Linked DNA regions of Homo sapiens: regions 1 and 3 are each linked to region 2. Evidence: chromatin contacts called from ENCODE Hi-C or POLR2A ChIA-PET data. All regions are on one chromosome and are shown on one strand. Each heading gives the region's core, a stretch centred on a gene start or an enhancer-like site at or near the end of the contact. The rest is flanking DNA. Distances are from core to core; before and after follow the strand shown. Region 1 holds the start of ZMAT3 (zinc finger matrin-type 3). Region 2 holds the start of FXR1 (FMR1 autosomal homolog 1). Region 3 has its middle 72 kb from the start of LINC02031.

Region 1 (4,711 bases), core at 1,899-4,398, 1.8 Mb after region 2:
TGAGGATAACCCTAAAATTTGGGGTGGGGTTGGGTGAAGTGGGGAGGCAGGTGGCAAGAGGAAGTAGACATCAGTGCAAACACGCCTTGGCTTTGACCTCAATAGGCGATGTCTATTTTTTCTCTGCTATCAGATCAGTGCTCTGTTCATTCAGTTCTATCCTTCCCCTTTCCGACCTGTAGGCTCATCAGCCCCCTACAGCTGTCAGCTCCCTTGAATAGTCTCTAATGCCATAAATACTAAAAAAAAAAAAAAAAAAAGTTTAGGGGCATTCCTCTGGCTGAAACAGTTCAGGCTAACATCCTACTCTCTTTTGACTTATTGAGGCAAAACCCTAGACCTTGATTGCTTTTCTGATCCCCACTGGGAATAGAGCTCAGATGCCCCCAATCTCTAGATCTTCACACATGTGGGAATTGTATTATTTCTAGCTCCACAGTTTCTTTCAAAGGAATCCCAACGACTGGGTGTGTGTGGCTGGTGGGTGGGTGGGGATTTATAGGCCTTTCTTTGGGACATACACCAATATCTCTGGGGAGAGAAAATTGGTTCCCCCATCTTTGTGGCAGATTGCATTATTGTTTACAATTAACCACACAACCCCCACTCCAAAAAAATTACAATCCATGCCCATTGCCATGTGATTTGCCTATGAAAGAAGTAGACTTCTCCACTTACTTGGGGTTTGGCCATATGAAAGACCTTGGCCAATGGGATTTGAGTAGACATGTCATGAGACATTAGAGAAGCAGCTTTAAGAGGCTTCACAAGTTTCTAACAGCTTTCTGGCTCTTCCCATCTCCCTTGAGAATTGCCAAGTTCTACATAGGGGCAGCTTCTTCAGCTTGGGCACTGGATTGAGGAGACCCATGGAGCAGAACCTCAGCTGACCCAGCATGTAATACAAATAAGAAATAAACCTTTGTGGCCATCAGCCATTTTTTTTTTTTTCAACCGCAAAAGTGATGAATATATTGTTTGTGGCTTTTTTTCCTTTCACCTCATGTGCTGAAACTCATGAAGTCCAGCCAATTCTAAACTACAAACTCTGACTTATGAGACTACTGTCACTGCCATGAGCTTCAAATATCTATTACACAAGCATCAGATTTGCCTTTTCTTTCTCCCCGAGGCAGGGAAGGAAATGCCCTAGCTGTCTGAGAAGAGTATGTGAGCAGAGAACATGGAATTGTTCAGATTTTCATCCTGATGGACAAGAACACATCAAACTATCAAACATAAAACTTGAAAACTCCAAGACATTTATCCTTCCTGGACTCAAGGTATTTACAGGGCAGAGGAAATATCTCTTAAGTAATTATAATGTGGGACAACAAATAGTGTGTCATCAAGGTGTGCGGAGAAAAGTGCTGTGGGACCTCATGAAAGAAGAGGCCTGGAAGGACAGGTAGGATTTGACAATTCAAGGGGAGGGGAGAGAAAGCATTTTGTATTCAAGATGCAGACAGAGCTAAATTACAGAGGCAGGAAATGAAGGGGCATGGATGGGGGTGTGAGTGAAATGATGAGGGGAGACTGGTGGAAGGTCAGATCGGAAAGGCTCCGCAAGGCCTACTTGTGGTCCTAGATAAGGAGTGTGGACTGTGAAGTTCTAAGACTGGCTAAAGACCATATAGAAAAGGGGCTGGAGAGTGGATTTTAGCAGCATTTATTATTTTAGAAACAATATAGCCCTTTAAAATAGTGACACATAAAGTAAATGTACCTATACAGCTGGAAAAACAATTCAGGTGATGGATTACTCTCCCCAAATGGCTGGTGTACACTGTGTGTATATGTTTGTACTTCATATTCATTGTACTTATGAAGTCTTTTATGGTTTGTTGTTGTTGGTATTGGATTGGTGCATTTTTCAGCCAAAGAAACAGCCTTGATTTCCTGCAGTTGTTTCCCTACTAATAGGGCACATCTTACTATACTTAGATCTCCTTGGCATTTTAATTCGTGTTTTAAAAAATAACCACACAATAATGCAAATGTACTTAATGCCACTGAACTGTACTTTTTTTTTTTTTTTTTTTGAGACGGAGTCTCGCTCTGTCACCCAGGCTGGAGTGCAGCGGCGCGATCTCGGCTCACTGCAAGCTCCGCCTCCCGGGTTCACGCCATTCTCCTGCCTCAGCCTCCCGAGTAGCTGGGACTACAGGCGCCCACCACCACGCCTGGCTAATATTTTTGTATTTTTAGTAGAGATTGGGTTTCACCGTGTTAGCCAGGATGGTCTCGATCTCCTGACCCCGTGATCCACCCGCCTCGGCCTCCCAAAGTGTTGGGATTACAGGCGTGAGCCACCGCGCCCGGCCTGTACTCTTAAAGTAGTATATTTGTTATCGTTTGCCACACACAAAAATAATACCCCAGCAGATCTTCATACGAGTTAATTTACGCTATAAGTTTAGAGCCGGAATTTCCTCAGCTCATCACTCAGTGTTAACATTGAAGATGTCCAGGTTGGTTATGAAGGATGTGACATCCTAGCGTTGGCCACTCTTTTCCTGGTCCTTCCTGTCTTGCAGGTGAGCCTCTGGGGGTCAGGAGAAAGTCTCCTCTATCTCCTGCTCACTTTCGTGTAGGGGAGGGAAGGTGTGTGTGTGGGTGGGTGGGGGCGTTTTGTGTGAGGGAGGCCGATACTGGGCAGGCAGCCACGCTCTTCTTCCTCCATCCTGGGGCGGAAGTGGGGAGAGCAGCAGTTTAAAGGTTCTGTTGCAGCAGTTTAAAGGATCCACTCAGCCGCCTTAACCGCCAACCAGCAGGCTAAGGGAGGAACAGAATGAACAATGTTTGGATCCCAATGACTGGAGATGAAAGTTGCAAAAGCTCTGCCCAGGCTTCTACCAAGGATTAACTTTCCAGGGCATCTGCTGAACTGCTCTTCGGGGCTGTCTGCTGAGATTGGCGGCGGGACCCTCCCGCCTCTCACTCGTGCCTTTGTTCCCCACGCCGGCCTAACCCCGCGCCCCTGCGCTCGCGGCCAGGGCACCTGACCCACGCGCCGCCCGCCGGGGATGCGGGAGCCGCCACTGCTACCGCTGCCACCGCTGCCGGGCCTGCTCCGCCAAGCACATGCGCAGTGGCGACGCCGAGCCGGCGCCCTCAGTCTCCTCCTCCACCGCCTCCCGGTTCCGCAGTCACTTCCTGCAGCTGTTTCCCTGTGGGTCGGGTTGGACTGACTTTTGACAGTCAGCCTTCGGCTGCGGAGGGGGCTCGGCGGCGGCCGGCGGAGAAAGTTGCTCCGAGAAGAGGCTGGGTCGAGCTGGGCCGAGCCGGGCGCGCAGGGCGGGCGTCGCGGGCGTCCCGGGCGGACGCGGCGCGGAGACTGCCGGCGCGTCCCGGGGGTTCCGGTAAGTGCGGGCGATTGGGAGCCGCGGAGCTTTCAGGACGAGCCCCTGGAGCGCCGGGGACTAGCGGTTCCTTTCCGATGCTCTTTCCATCTGCCCTCCACGTGACAGGGCTTGCGCTGCTTCTATTTATCAGTTTGCTTGTTTCAGGCATTTCACGTGGACCAGGTGGATCATCTGTGCGTGCAGCTGCCTTGGCCCTCTCAGTTGCCCCCGCCCCGTGGGAGTCGGGGGATTCCATCCTTCGTGATGGCATCCATACCGGGTTGAGGTGCGTGTGTGGGTTCGTGTGTATGCATGCACATCTTAGGAATGTAAGGTGGATGTGGGCGACGCTGAACTGTCTGTAGCTTTGATTCAAATCTGTAAACAGTTCTCTAGGATTAGGAACCGTCACAGCGGAGACTGAAAAACATTCGCCAATTCACCAAGGCCTCTTCCCCAGTTTTCTGCGTTCTTTTGAGCCTTCTTTATAGGATACACCTTGCCTCAAGTGATTATTATTATTATTTTTTTTAACTTTTCTCCCTCTCATTCCTTCTTGCTGCGTTCTGATGACCTCTGAGTAATGCTCGCTGCCTTTCCCTCATTTCCAGAATTCCCAATTACAGACTTACCTAGTTTGCTGAGGTGCTCCTAACCTGTTCCTTTATTCTATTCTCTTTCCTCTGTAGATTTCTCCAAATGAGACAAGAGATTGTCTTTAACACAGTATGTGAAGAGTAGGCCCCAGTCCAATCATTAAAACTAAGTATGCTATGACAATTAATTTTCTTTAAACAGGGTACCTTGTGAAGCTTTGATTTTCTTTAATGTCGTCTTAGCTCCTTTCCAAACCAGGACATTAACCAGCATAAATCCTTCATTTATGCCATCGCAAGCATCAAAGTGACTGGTTTTTAAGATTTGAAGAATATTTATGCCAGTCTTCAAATTAGTCCCTTTTAAACCAATGCAACAGTTGAACAGATCTGAGTTGCATGTTTTGGGTCTCTGTATTCCATCATTCATGCATTCACTGAAGACTTGGTTTTATTCATTTTAAGATTTATATTTTATACTAATTTTTGTTTGCAAATGTACTAATATTTGATGCAATTGTCATACATAGATTTTTTTGAGGAGTCGACATTGTGTTGATTGTTAAATATAACAAGAAATAAATTTGGGATATCAAGCTACTCTTTAAAAATTGTAAAGATCAAATGTGATAATGGGTAAATCTGTGTTTGGCAAGAATTTTTTCTTTAAATCAGGTAACTGTCACCTCTGGTAGGAGGCCTTTTGTGCCTCTGTTCTTTGAGAAGGATCTTTATTTTGAGGGAAACCTGTAGATAACACTGGGGGAGACA
Region 2 (4,453 bases), core at 8-2,507:
AAATAAAAACCCATAGGATAAAAGGTACGCTGAAATGAAAACCTGTGAGAATTCACTTTGCATACGCACAATACTCATGTATTAGAAGAAGGCCCTTCATAAAAATAGCCAAGACTCTCAAACATTTGAGATGCTGGCTTAGTGAGATTGACTGACAGACAACAGCTGGGGAGATTCTGTATTGATCTTCTAACAACCTGGCGTATTTCGGGAAAATAAGGAGAAAAGAACGCTATAGTGGCAAAAAATAAACTATTAGGATTTCATTTTCAGATATGTGAACGCTGAATGCCCCACCAAATTCCTCTACTCTATTCCTCTTACGTTTTTCAGCCCCGATTCCATAGTAATGGATGTCCTTCCTCCCAAGCAAACAAACAAAAAACCTCGTGGGAGAAAAAACAAAACAAAACAAAACCTCCCTCCAAAAACAGGGGCAGTGATATAAAGAAATTAGTCACCTCTCCACCTATCTCCCTGATCCATTTCGCATTTTAAATCTTACTTTAAAGCTCACAACTCTCCTTTTCTTCCGTAATAGAGGGGCTAAGGCGCCGCCCAATTTCCCAGGCCGCAAAAATATTCCAACCCGCCACAATTCAAGGTTTTCTGCTTTTCTGTATTTGATCCTAACCCTCAATCCGGTACCCCCATTCTCCTCAGACACTAAAGATTTGTTGGCCCAAAACTCAAATACAAGGGTGAATTCCAAAGATTCCGCGATACACCCGCCCCAAGGGGTGGGGAGGGGTCGGAGGAGCGGGCTGAGGAGCTCCCGCCCGGCCCAGTTCGAGGGGCGGGGGAGCGGGTGAGACCACACAATCCCACCGCCTCCTTTCACGACTCCCCCACCTCCCAGAGCTCGGGCCTGCTCCGAAGGAGCTCCCGCCGCCCAGCAGCCACTCAGTTGCTTCCCACCGGCCCGCCAAGAACCGCACTAGCAACCAAGAGGGTTCATAACTAGGAAAATGCAAGAGGTGTCCGACGTGTTGTTTCAAAACATAACGGAGCCCCGGCCCCCGAGACCGTTAAACCGCGGGTGGAGGGGGGAGAAGCAAGGAATCCAGCGGCCTCGAGCTTTGGCCTGGCTGCCTTTCCGACCCCAAACCTCACTCTCTGGGACCACCAACCCTCCCTCAAACGCGCTCCAGCACCCAGAACACTCGACAAAGTGGCAAAACGGTCAGTACCTTGTAGAAAGCCCCGTTAGAGCCGCGAACCTCCACCGTCAGCTCCGCCATGTTGGAACCGCAAAGGCCGCTGGGAAGAGATTCTAGAAACTTTCCAACCAGAGGGGAGGAGGGGGGAGGGGCGAGAAGGAGGCGGGGAAAGGGGAGGGGAAAACAGGGCTGGGATTGGGATCCCCCGCCCTTCACCCCTGGGGTCTCAACGTGCCGCCCCGACTCTCCAGGTGGGATCCCTGCGCACCCTGCATCACCGGCTTTGGGCTCCGCCTGCCGCCGTCTACGTCGGATTTGCCTCCAGACACAATCGCCCGACCTTTGTTGACCCGCCCCTAGGTCTCCGCCCCACAGTGCCCGCAGTTCGCACCGCGGCGGCCGAGTAGTGCCTCCAGCTGCCACAGAATGAACTGCCCAGGCACAGCCTGCCCGGCGCATCGGCATTCCCCTGAGCTCCGGCATCCTGACCTTAAACTTCTGGAAGTGCTGGCTGCCCTGGAATGGCTTTCTCACCCACTTTTTGGGCTCCAGTTGCCCTGGGGAAGAGGGATGCCTACAAAATAGACATACTGTTGTGCCCCAAGTTATTTCGCCCCGCTCTTTTTTTAAAAAAAGTTGGGCCTTCTCTTCACTCAAATTCCACAGTTCCACACCCCCTCAAACAATTTGGCCTAGCCCTCTCCCCACCTGTTACCACTTTAGCTCTTTAAAAGTCAAACTGAGTATTTTCAGGGCAAGTAATTGTGTTCACACCCTAGAACAGAGTTTAGGTGAATTCGCCTTATTAAAAGTAGTCAGACAAACTTAATAGAGCAGGAGACCACGTTTTCCTCTGTTAAATGCATGCAAATTTCCGCAAATAGGATCAAAGCAGAACCATCTCCAGTTTTGTAAGCATAACAAATACTTTGGGTATGGATTTTAACAACTTAATACTGAAGCTCCTTCCCTAAGCAAGGGCTTTGGAAAATAATACTATAAGTGCTCCTTGTTATACTTACATTATTACCGTTTTCGCAGAAAAACTTAAGAAAGGATACTTTGCTAACATTCTATACTTCCCATGAAACGCCCACTGACCCAGTTTTTCAGATTCTAAAAAAATAAAATGTACACAACATTTTATGAGCACGTCTGCATCTCTGAAGATTCTGGGAAAAAATGAGGGCTGTGAAAGTGCTCACTGTTGTTATGTACAGGATATTCTATTTATTTATTTATTTAGAGACAGGGTCTCACTCTGTTACCCAAGATGGAGTGCAGTGGCGTGATTACGTGGCAGCCTGGACTTCCCAGGCTCAGGTGATGCTGCCACCTCAGCCTCCCGAGTAGCTAGGACTACAATATTTATTTTATTTTATTTTATTTTATTTATTATTATTTTTTTAGACAATCTCGCTCTATCGCCCAGGCTGGAGTGCAGTGATGAGATCTCAGCTCACTGCAACCTCCGCCTGCTGGTTCAAGTGATTCTCCTGCCTCAGCCTCCGGAGTAGTTGGGATTACAGGCGCGCACCACCACACCCAGATAATCTTTTTGTGTTTTTAGTAGAGATGGGGTTTCACCATGTTGGCCAGGCTGGTCTGGAACTCCTGACCTCATGATCTGCCTGCCTCGGGATTGCAGGCATGAGCCACCGTGCCCAGCCTATGTATTCACTCCCGGCCTATTTTTTTTTTTTTTTTTAAGACAGGATCTCTATCGCCAAGGCTGAAGTGCAGTGGCACAATCATAGCTCACTGTAACCTTGAACTCTTGGCCATCCCACACTGGGCTGGGATGTTCTTTTTAAAGTGTTGATCATCATGAGAAAAATGTAAACAACTAAATGCCCATCAATGAGTAATAGCCACCATTTATTAAGGGCACCTTATGCTAACACTCTATATTGTATCTCATTGTGATCCTTCAGAATTATAATGTCCCATTTGCTTTCTTAAAAAGTTTTCTTTAGATATAATTCTCCCATTTATAATGTACAATTCAGTAGTTTTTAGTATATTCACAGATTTGTGCAACCATCACCACAGTCAATTTTAGAACATTTTCATCACTGCAAAAATAACCCCATACCTGTTAGCGTTCACTCTAGATTTAACCCCAGCTCCCCAGGCCCTAGGAAATCACTATCCTGTTTTCTACCTATATAGATTGGCCTAGTCTAGATATTTAATATAAATGAAATCGCGGAATATGTGTTGTTTTATGACTGGCTTTCTTTTTTCTTTTTCCTTTTTTTTTTTTTTTGAGACAGAGTCTCACTCTGTTGCCCAGGCTGGAGTGCAGTGGCTTGATCTCCACTCACCACAACCTCCACCTCCTGGACTAAAGTGATTCTCCCGCCTCAACCCCCTGCCCCACAAGTAGCTGGGAGTACAGACACCACCCACCACGCCCGCCTAGCCTAATCTTTGTATTTTTTGTAGAGATGGGGTTTCACCATGTTGCCCAGGCTGGTCTCGAACTCCTAAGCTCAAGTTATCCACTGCCTCCGCCTCAGCCTCCCAGAGTGCTAGGATTACAAATGTAAGCCACTGCACCTGGCCTATGATTGGCTTCTTTCATTTAGTATAATGTATTATAGTTTCATCCATGTTGTAGAATGTATTACTACTCATTCCTTTTTGTCAAATATACTGTTGTATGGATATACCACATCATTTTATTTATTAATTCATCAATTGATAGAAGTTTGCTTTGTTTCTACTTTTTGGCTGTTAGGAATAATGCTGCTATGAAAATTGCTGTATATGTTTTGGTATAGACAGATGTATGTTTTTGTTTCTCTTGGGTATATAGCTAGAAATGGAATTGCTGACTCGTGATAACTCCATGTTTAAACCTTTTGAGGAATTGCCAGACTTTTCCAAAGTGGCTGCATTATTTGCATTCCCACCAACAGTGTATGAGGGTCCCAGTGTGCTTTTCTTTATGGGTTCCCCTCTCCTTTCCTGTCCTCCCCTCCCCTCCCTTCTCTTCCTTTTCTCTTCTCTCTTCTCTCCTCTCTCTCTCTCTGTTTTGGCTTTCAGTGTATTTTTTGTTTGTTCTCAATGTGAGTGATTTTGAGTATGGATGCGAAAGTTCCACTTGGGCACAGGCCAAAGCATCTCATACTGCCTGAACTCTAAAGAATAAGTATTGTCCCTCTTCAGGCCTTGCATAGCGAAAACATTTGAATTTGGAACCCAGCCAACACTTTACTACTTCTTCTAGGTAGACTTCGTGATTTCAATTAAGCAACTGAGCCCTATAGCAACCAGTAACACATGTA
Region 3 (4,811 bases), core at 916-3,415, 1.8 Mb before region 2:
ATGTAATAGAAAAGGCTGATGAATGGTTTTTGCTTTTTCAAATTTTTGACTTATTTTGGCAAAACAAAACAAATAAAAAAAACTTATGGTAATCTAAAATTCTATTTCATAATATCGAGTGTTTTGAATTTTGAACATATTTAACAGGCTTCCCAAAATCAAACTTTAGTCTGAAGTTTGTCTTTCCTAAACTTTGGCTTTGGGGTGTTGCAGAGGGCCCCTGGAGCATCCAGAAGAGAGGTAAACAGGATTATTTAACATGTTTAGGTACATGGAATTGACAAAATGATGTCTAATAGGTTATATTTTAGGGAATAATATTAACATGTTTTCCACAACTGTATGGGATGTCTAGGGTTCTAGTGTCTGAATATGTGCAATCAATCACAATTAAGGTTGTTATGCTGGGTTATTGTAAATCATAAAAATAACCAAGTTTCTTTGTCAATTGTGTTTCTGACAGTATCCAAACTGGACATTTTGTCATTTACAGATAATTGTTGTTTTGTTTTAATTCTCTTCAAAAGATGTTTTATAATCAAGCTGTGGGACTTGAACAAGTGCTCTCAAATGTGGGTTTCTCATAACAACAACAACAAAAATACAGAACTCATGAAAAGCTGAAATGTTTATAAATATCAAGCAAAACAAAAGTTAATAGAATGGACTGAACTAATGGAAAACAGAAGCAAGTTTTTGGCTTTTGCTTGGAACACCGCTAATCCTTATTTTATTTTTCAGAGTCAAGGAAACTTGTCTTGAGCTAGCTACAGCCTTTAACAACTAAGTAAAGTATACTCCTGTAAATAGGATTTGAAGCGTGTTTGTTTCTCTCTGCCTAGTTCCTCTAGAATTTGAAAACTAGTTATAAGTATTCTTAAATTACAACAATATAGTTTGCATCAATGCAACAAGAATCCATTTTCTTTTGCAACAGGACACAATTGGAAAAACTGGTTGTTTTACCAAGGCTTTGACTGGAAGGGTGTGTTCCCCTTTAAGGAGTCAGGCTTGACTTGTAAAGCCAATAAAAAGCACCTTAGGAAACTGGCCTCATACCTAGACTACAGCTTCTCAGTACAGGGCTCCTAGCCTGCGGTGAGTAAAGAATGTCACTTTCTAACAGGCCTAGAAACCCCATGCACCTGGAACCTCAAGAAGAAAGAAGTTTACCCAATTCGCATGTATTTAAAGGTTTCAACCCATTCCTGGGCTTGGCTTTAAAAGGTCCTATCTGAGATTCCTTATGGAAAAAGTTTCCATCAAAGCTGATCTAAAAGATGGTTATTCTTGCTGGACTTTATGCAAATAATCAGACCAAGTTTAAAACTAAAGTCTGTTTTGCAAACAGCTCAGTCCTACCATAAGTTGTTTTTAACAAAAATGAGGACTAAAGAGAGAAAAATTATGTTTTAAAACTTATACATCTGTCATTGGCTTGTAGTCTCATTAATTGTTTTTAAGTTCTTGCCTACATTTTAAACTAACCCTGTTTATTTCTGTCAATCTCTGGCTGCAGCTCAAAGGAAACAAAAAAGCATGGGTAATGTAAAAATCTGGAAACATGTTCTAGTTCTGGGCAATTATCCTACAAATACTGACAGGTAACCTATAACCCCAAGGTTTCCTTTTTTTCAGGGAAGGTGAGACCAAGGAAGCTAAACAAAGCCAAGCCCCATACACCCACTTACAATAGCACAATCCATTTAAATGGCTTGCAGGTATCAAACAAACTCAGTAGTCATGGTTATGGCCTATTGTGCCCCCATTAATAATGGCAGTCTTAATACTCACAGTTGAACCCTATATTCTAAGCCCCCTTGTAAACTTTATCTCTTCTCACCTAGAAACCACCAAGCTTCAAATGGTGCTTTAAATAAAGCTGAAAATGAAACCTCCCTTCTACCAGGAACCCTTAAATCAACCCCAGGAGGAGCCCTAGCTGCTGTTCCCCACACAATGCCCCTCTCCAGCAGGAAGTAGCCAGAAGAAGTCATCACCCAATTCCCCCTAACGGCAGTTAGGGATTCCATTTCAGAGGGGGGAAATATGTTATAGGAGGCAGAGAGAAATTATTTAGGTGAGTCCCTGGCAGAAAACTTTCCTTTTAACAAAAAGCAGCTCAGACATAGCTCCCTTTCTAATCTCATGCAGTTCAAAAAGTCACTTCTCTTCTAACAACAAGCAGCCTGAAAGAGCAAACAGTAAAACACAGATAAGACAGCTCCCACACAGAAGGAGCTGGGGAAAATCTCCTGGGTAATCACCAAACTTCACACCTATACAGTGGGTCTCAGTGAAACAGTGGGCCTTAATAAGCACATTCCTTTCCCTTTTAGGTGTACTAAGATAGGGAAGCTAAAAGCAGACTTGAGCCTGTAATCCCAGCACTTTGGGAGGCCGAGGTGGGCGGATCACTAGGTCAGGAGATCGAGACCATCCTGGCTAACACGGGTGCTTTCTGTATGTCAAGTGCCACACTATTAATTCTTTTTTTTTTTTTTTGAGACAGAGTTTTGCTCTTGTTGCCCAGGCTGGAGTGCAATGGCACGATCTCGGCTCACCACAATCTCCGCCTCCCAGGTTCAAGCGATTCTCCTGCCTCAGCCTCCTGAGTAGCTGGGATTACAGTCATGCACCACCATGCCTGGCTAATTTTGTATTTTTATTAGAGATGGGGTTTCTCCATGTTGGTCAGGCTGGTCTTGAACTCCCCACCTCAGGTGATCCGCCCACATCAGCCTCTCAAAGTGCTGGGATTACAGGTGTGAGCCACTGTGCCTGGCCTCACACTATTAATTCTTTTAATTTACTTACCCATCTTGTGAGATAGGTACTACTTTATTACCATTGTAGTTCCTGTTTTACAGAGGAGGATAGTAGACACACTAAGATAAAGTTATTTGTGAAGCTAACCACACACCTAGTAAGTGGCAGAGCTAGGGTTTGAACCCATGCCATCTGCCTTTGGAGATTCTAAGATGATAGACCCTCACTTTGGTATGACTTCCATCTGTGAAAGCCCCTCCTACAAAACCCCTCACTGCCACTCCATCCTAAAATCTAGATGGAGTCTCGGACTGACCACAAACTAGTTCACTTTTTCTCTTATTCCTTCCTCACAACTTAGACACTCAATGATCTTGTAGTTGCCAAAGACTAGGACTTTTTCAGTCTTTTTCTCACCACCTAATCTAAAGAGACACCTGTGGTCAGTTGGACCTTGTGGCTAACTCGCTGGAGAAATTGCAGTTGAAGTTGAAGGGCTACTCTTAACCTTCACATTTATCTTGCCCTGTTGATATCCACAGCACTAGGCATGGTATGTTCTTTGGAACACATGCCCAGTGAGTCCCAAAGTCACAAGGTTATTTGATTTATTTTATTAGCATGAGCTTGCTTATTGGCCCATTTTTAAATGCAATGTATTATGTACAGTTCAATGTACTATGGACAGGACTGCTTAAGTTAATTTGAACTAAATGTATAAAAATGTTAATGGTTAAACACTTTTTCCTTTTGAAAACAATTTTTAAAAATTTTAATTGTGGTAAAAACATACAATTTAGCATTGAAACCATTTTAAAATGTGTAGTTCAGTAGCATTAAGTATATTCACATGGCTGTGCCACAGATCTCCAACGATTAAGCACTTTTAAAACAATACAGTTCTAGGGGAGATATTACTATTTTTGTTAGGAAAGAATAAAATGTCTCAAATATTGTGAATTTAGACAACTGGAAAATATTGGTAGAGAACTTGGGAGGCTGAAATTGGGAAAGAGAAAATGTGGGAAGCTAGAAATAGGCAATTTGGGAGGTGGAAATTTTGGGGAGAGGCTATGGTTATCTCCGAGTTGTAGTATTGATGATTTTTTGTTAGTATTTTAAATTTGATGGCTTTCCTATACTGTACATGGGTTACTTTTTGTTTACCAGGAAGCACAGCTTCCTGGCAGGTGTCAAACAATCTACCCCAGCAATAGTTCAACAGTAGGATATTTTTAGGCATATTTTTGTAAGAGAACTTTTCTGTTCTTACCCAAGATGAAACAGTTTCAGAAGTTTGGGCACAAAAGGTTCGAGGAAGCTGCTGACAACTGAGGCTTCTCAGGGTTATTCAGTTAGTTCAGAAGATCTTGCTTGTATTCCTAGGTTTTCTGACTAGCTGGAGCACTTTGTCCAAGGCATTGAGCAACAAATTAAAACATCCTTTGGTGCCACCTTATGCTAAGTGGGAGAAACTGCAGCTATTTAAACTGATTTCACAATTAGACTCAGTAGCTTTAATCTCCAGGAATTAGAGAGATAAGGAACCTATTTCCCTCCCTCCCTCCCTCCCTTCCTCCCTCCCTCTCTTCCTTCCTTCCTTCCTTGCTTCCATTTTTCTCTCTCTCTGTTAATAATTTCAACTTTTATTTTAGATTCAGGGGTACAAGTGTAGGTTTGTTACATGGGTATATTGTGTGATGATGCTGAGGTTTGGGGTATGGATGATTGCATCACCAGGTAGTGAGCACAGTACATAGAATGAGGTAGTTTTTCAGCCTACACTCCCCTCTCTCCCGCCTCCCTCTTGTAGTACCCAGTGTCTGTGGTTGCCGTCTTTATGTTCATGTGTACTCAATGTTTAGCTACCACTTATTAGTGAGAACATGCGGTATTTTTTTTTATTTCTGTGTTAATTCACTTAGGATAATGGCCTTTAGCTGCATCCACATTGCTACAAAAAACAGAATTTGTTCATTTTTATGGCTGCAGAGTGTGCCATGGAGCACATGTACCACATTTTCTTTATCTAGTCCACCATT

The links. A loop is a pair of places that touch in the nucleus more often than their neighbours do. ChIA-PET counts read pairs that join two places held with the same protein, here RNA polymerase II (POLR2A). Pooled maps may share reads with other maps.
Region 1: a loop to region 2 is called in a map of naive thymus-derived CD4-positive, alpha-beta T cell, with 8 times the contacts of the local background. The contact joins the promoter of ZMAT3 here to the promoter of FXR1 in region 2. A Hi-C loop is called at or near these places in 2 of 168 maps with a recorded cell type or tissue (naive thymus-derived CD4-positive, alpha-beta T cell and ovary) and 9 of 50 pooled maps. POLR2A ChIA-PET finds 5 or more read pairs at or near these places in 2 of 52 experiments (T-cell and activated CD4-positive, alpha-beta T cell).
Region 3: a pooled map shows a loop between it and region 2 (2.4-fold over the local background). The contact joins the enhancer-like site here to the promoter of FXR1 in region 2. A Hi-C loop is called at or near these places in 2 of 50 pooled maps. POLR2A ChIA-PET finds 5 or more read pairs at or near these places in 2 of 52 experiments (GM10248 and HepG2).

The regions. Positions count from the first base shown.
Region 1 is chr3:179,070,246-179,074,956 of GRCh38, reverse strand. ZMAT3 (zinc finger matrin-type 3) reads left to right here and starts at 3,148. Exons shown (of 6, transcript NM_022470.4): 1 at 3,148-3,362. RefSeq lists silencers at 2,722-3,131, 3,272-3,421.
Region 2 is chr3:180,909,474-180,913,926 of GRCh38, reverse strand. It overlaps FXR1 (FMR1 autosomal homolog 1), which reads right to left and starts at 1,257. Exons shown (of 17, transcript NM_005087.4): 1 at 1,191-1,257. The coding sequence starts at 1,241. RefSeq lists enhancers at 986-1,075, 1,646-1,795, 1,611-2,266 and silencers at 1,226-1,325, 1,332-1,626.
Region 3 is chr3:182,713,650-182,718,460 of GRCh38, reverse strand. No RefSeq gene overlaps it. Among named protein-coding and RNA genes, the nearest start is that of LINC02031, 72 kb to the right of the region's middle. RefSeq lists cis regulatory regions at 3,194-3,283, 4,061-4,326. Within about 2 kb of position 2,165, at least 2 of the 41 ENCODE cell types and tissues checked have a DNase peak (open chromatin) inside an H3K27ac peak, as active enhancers do.